Regions from separate parts of the Homo sapiens genome. Here region 1 is linked to region 2. Evidence: read pairs that join two places in POLR2A ChIA-PET (ENCODE). Cell type or tissue: HepG2. All regions are shown on one strand.

Evidence for each region. ChIA-PET counts read pairs that join two places held together with the same protein. Peaks named below come from ENCODE experiments on the same cell type or tissue, not always from the same donor. Only the 100,000 strongest peaks of a DNase experiment are listed, where the experiment ranks them.
Region 1: POLR2A ChIA-PET joins it to region 2 with 6 read pairs; 1 of 35 experiments calls an interaction of 5 or more read pairs at or near these places.

Annotation. Positions count from the first base shown.
Region 1 is chr14:100,396,789-100,399,288 of GRCh38, reverse strand. All of the region lies in intron 2 of WDR25 (WD repeat domain 25), which reads right to left. Among named protein-coding and RNA genes, the nearest start is that of WDR25, 22 kb to the right of the region's middle. RefSeq lists enhancers at 903-1,197, 526-1,725. In HepG2, no CTCF peak of the experiment used is centred here; a DNase peak (open chromatin) is centred at 1,018.
Region 2 is chr14:101,931,340-101,933,839 of GRCh38, reverse strand. No RefSeq gene overlaps it. Among named protein-coding and RNA genes, the nearest start is that of DYNC1H1, 32 kb to the left of the region's middle. In HepG2, no CTCF peak of the experiment used is centred here; a DNase peak (open chromatin) is centred at 939.

The sequences.
Region 1 (2,500 bases), 1.5 Mb after region 2:
TCTAGTTTCACTCATTAAATGCAACACATTTCAACTCAGTTACTGCCTCAAGACACACTCAATTATCCGATAAACCACAGGAAGGTTGTGTAAAAACATCAATGTGGTAAGCAGTCTAAATTCGAATTCTAGCTAATGTCAACATTAGCCCAAAAGGCTGGCTGGGTTAAATCCAGAAGGAGGAAAAAAGGAAGAAAAAAAAAAGAAAAAAGGAATGAGAAACCTGTTATCACTAAACAGCTACCATTAAGGACAAGTCACTAATGGCACTTTATAAGTGAGTGCTCTTTAAGCCTCATTAAGGTGCAAATCTTCTGCTTGTCTTGTTCATGATTGAACTAGGAAGCAAGTCTTGAAAACCAAAAGACATCCAGTACGAGCTTAACTGTAGCTTCAAGGCTCTGGTCTCCTGATATGGGACATCAGCCAGGATGTGCAGGGTTTGCTCAGAACAGGGAACTCAAAATTAGTGGCCAGGACAAGCTCCAGTCCATTCCTTACTGCCCAGTCCACCCCCCAAAAAAACAAATTACTTATTAAATAGCAAGAGCTCTCTAAATGCAATATGGCATCCTAGATTGGATCCTGAAACGGAAAAAGGACATTAGTGGAAAACCTGGTGAAATGCAAATAAAGTCCATAGTTTAATTAACAGAGTTGTACCAATGTTAATTTCTTAGTTTGATAAATGCACCAGGTTATGCAAGATGTTACCATTCGAAGAAGTTGGGTGAAGGGTACATAGGAACTCTCTGTATTATTTTTATAACTCTTCCATAAATCTGAAATTATTTTTTAAAGTTTTACAAGAAAAATAACAAGGGGTGTTTAAAAGTTAAGACTCCTGTTTTTCTAACAATGATTTATCTTTTTCATATAAAACCAATGCTCCGATAGGGCTTAACTATCATAAAATTTTACTGGAATGCTGGCTGAAACATTACAAGGAAGGCCATACTCCTGCAGCAAAAGTAAATTATTAAACTCCAGCGTGTTAGCAGTGTCCCTTCCCTCTGAAGCAAGAACAAAAGGAGTGACATGCCTCTGCATGTCAAGAAGCAAGGCTCTGTCAGGCGGAAATGGAATGCACTTCGAAGAGCATGTATTGCAACCTCTTCACACTCCCCACTCCTGATCAGAAGTCTTCTCCAGGCCGGGTGTGGTGGTTCATGCCTGTAATCCCAGCACTTTGGGAGGCCAAGGCGGGTGGATCACTTGAGGTAAGGAGTTGGAGATAGCCTGGCCAACATGGTGAAACTCTGTCTCTACCAAAAATACAAAAATTAGCCAGGTGTGGTGGTGCACACCTGTAATCCCAGCTACTCAGGAGGCTGAGGCAGGAGAATTGCTTGAGCCTGCGAGGCAGAGGTTGCAGTGAGCCAAGACCACACCACTGCACTCCAGCCTAGGCGACAGAGCAAGACTCCGTCTCAAAAACAAAAAAAGTTTTCTCCAGCCTGTCTTGCTCCTCATGCCTTATGCATCCAATGCCCAGCCTCGTCCAGCTACCTTGCAGTTTGCTGATGGCAGCATGCTCTTGTACACCTCCCTGCCTTTGCACACTCTGTTCCCTTGGCCTGGAATGCTTTTCTATCGCTTTGCTGCTGAGCAATGGCTACCCATCCTCTAGGACTCCTGTGACTTGCTGACACTGCCCCTCCCAGGCTGTTCTTTATGCCCCAGAGCACCTTACCCAACACCCTTCAGAGCAGTCATGATGCTGCGCTATAATGATCTGTCCACCTGTTTCTTTCAATGAGCCAGGAGCCTTTCCAGAAAGGCTATATTCATCTCTGTATCACACTCCCATCCCTAGCACCCAAGTCTCACAACAGATGTTGAATGAATGAAATACTATGTCAAGAATGCAGGCAATTCTTTAAAAGAGAAAATACCAGTAACAACTTTCCATCTTCTGTTAAAAGGCCAAAAAGAGTCCATTTGTAAGAAGTGAAGGAAGTAAGCCCTTTTAAAAGAAACAGATTTTGTTACAGAACGACAGGTCCATTTCCACCGACAATATACGCACTGTACAAGTATCCTCTTCCGACCGAGAAGCTGAAAAGCTTTCCAAAGGTTTTGGTTTCCTTGACAACAGCATTGCTGGAGACAAGCAGAGAAATAATTAAAAAGTATGTTCCCTTTGCTTTGAACTCGTTAAGTGTTTTTAGGCAATAACAAACAGGTCACACTTGACAACGTCAGTATGGACAGAGCCAAGGGCATGAGGGGAGACCCCACCTTGCCACCCCTCCAGCAGCATCTCCTCTGAACTCGGGGACCTGAGTTGAAGGACTTGAGCCATTTGAGAAATACAACATTCACCATGAGAAACACAGACCATACAGGTCAGGTTAACAAAAGCACTTTGCAAGGTCCCTGGCCAAAACCACAACATTTATCCTCACAACAGGTCTGTGAGATAGGTATTGTTACAGCCACTTGGCAGGAGAGAAACCAAGGCACAGAAAAGAGCAAAACAACTCTGGCAGTCTGGCCC
Region 2 (2,500 bases):
TCTTCTTGCTGTGTAGCGGGAAGAGCTTTGAGTTAGGGAAGAGCTTTGAGTTAGGGAGGTCCTGGGTTGACTGTGAGACCCTCACATTGCCCTTAGCTACCTTGGCCCAGCAGATGAGCCCCTCTGTGCTCTAGTTCCTCTTGTGGGGAGGACAGCTGTTCAGTAAAGGTTCAACCTTGTCCAAAGAGAAGTCTGGCCTTTTCTCCAGCTTTGCAGTAGCCGAGAGGCCCTTGGCATGCTGTGCCTGGTGAGAGTGGCTTTGTTTAGCTGGGGGCCTTGGGCCCTGCTGGACAGTCTAGGCAAACGTGATTTATGCTGGGGGTCTTGGGCCACACAGGATGGCCCCACCTCTGGAGGGGCTGGACACTGAGGCCACCATGTACACATGATTAACCAGTAAAACCGTGGACGCCAAGGCTCGGGCGAGCTTCCCTGGTTGGCGATACTCCATGCGAGCTGGTGCACACCGTCACCAGGAGAAGCCAGCGCGCCGCAGGGCTCCACGGGGAGAGGACGGCTGGCAGCTCTGAGCAGAGCCCGCTATCTCCTGGATGGCCCTGCCTTGTGCATCTTGTCCTGTTGCTGATTTTCATCAGTGTCCGTTCACTCTCATAATTGTAGCCGTGTGTCCGACAGCTTTACTCACTTCCGTGAGTCCTTAGAGGGAACTCTTGAGCCTGGGGGTGGTCGGAGACTCCGGGTGGGCCCCATGTCCTTCCTCTGCCCCTCATGCCAGTCTCACGCCGACCTCTGGGCCTTTAATTATGATGTCAATTTTCTGTGGCAGACTTTTTATTTTACTCTGTTTGAAACTCACAAAGAAGCAATCCCGAAAGAAGAAACCTCCAGGTTTCCCGGCAAAGCATTTGCTAGAGAATCACCTGGGCTCTGATAGCACTGGAAACAAGGCAGCTTCTCACAAGTCATCTGATAGCAACACGTGATATACGTGACTGTTTGCTTTAGCTCAAGCCTTGGGGTCAGCCTTGGTTCTGTGGGCTGTGGGGCCACGTGGGTCTAAAGAGGCTCCAGCCTCAGCATGGATTCCTGTTTGAAAGGAGGAGGTGACCCTGCTCTAAGCCTCAGGCATGGCGCTCACTCTGGGGGTCACTCTTTGATTGAGGACCCATTTTCTTTTTTCTTTTTTTTTTTTTTGAGACGGAGTCTCACTCTGTCGCCCAGGCTGGAGTGTAGTGGTGCCATCTCGGCTCACTGCAAGCTCCGCCTCCCGGGTTCACGCCGTTCTCCTGCCTCAGCCTCCAGAGTAGCTGGGACTACAGGCGCCCGCCACCACGCCCGGCTAATTTTTTGTATTTTTAGTAGAGACGGGGTTTCACCGTGTTAGCCAGGATGGTCTCGATCTCCTGACCTCGTGATCTGCCCGCCTTGGCCTCCCAAAGTGCTGGGATTACAGGCGTGAGCCACCGCGCCCGGCCAATTGAGGACCCATTTTCAACAGGCACCTAAACACCCAAGAAGTACCTGGCGGACGGGCTCACCTGCGTTGCATTAGACATGGAAGCTCCGGCTCAGGGCAGCGCACAGAGGGGAACCCAAGGGAGAGTCAGCAGGGGGCTCGCCAGCAGGAAGGGAGCCTTGTTTTGGAGGCAGAAATGAAGATGGATGAGGCCACCACACCTGAGAAAGGGAGGGAGAGAGGAGCAGGGGAGAATGGCAGCCTTTGGCTTCTCAATGTTATGCTTCAGCGCCAGGATCCAGCCTAATCCTCCCCTTGCTTGGCACCCCCTCTGATCCATATTCTGATTTGGGGGTGGCCAGGTGTGTGTGTGTGTGTGTGAGAGAGACACTTCTGGGAGGCAGAAGCACCTGAGCAGCGCTGTTGGCTGTAAAGTGCCCATTTAGCATCTCTGGGGCTCCTGAGCACTGGTTCTCCTCATTCCCCCTCCACTATTCTTTTTCCATCACAGCTGTGCTGCGTATTCGTTCACCAACAGTATCTGTTACTGATTGCTTTTACAGAAATTAAGAAGATAGGTCAAAAAACTCTTGGATTGCCAGGTGTGGTGGCACAGGCCTGTGGTCCCAGCTACTTGGGAGGAGGATCGCTTGAGTCCAGGAGTCTGAGGCTAGCCTGGGCAACAAGAAGCCATCTCTAAAAACAAAGGCCCCAAAACATAAACAAAAACCCCTCTTGGATTGGCCAGTAATCAATTTGTTATATATTATCCTATAAAAGTACACAAATCAGTACACCTGGGCCAGCCCCAGCTTGTTTATTTACCTGTGTATTTTTTTTTAAATACAATTCTGGATTTGTTAAAAATCAGGGCTCCCCTGCTGTGCCCTTAGCTGTGTATTTCTAAAAGCCCCTCAAGAGCAACCACCCTACACCAGACATGACCAGTAAGACCTGTAAGTAGGAAAATAGGAATTCTAGAGATTATGGAGTTTTTATGTGGCCCCTGCCCCCACCCCCACCCCCAAGTTCTGTGGAATTTACATCATGCTTTTCATACGAAGCAGAAAGTCTTATGAGAGT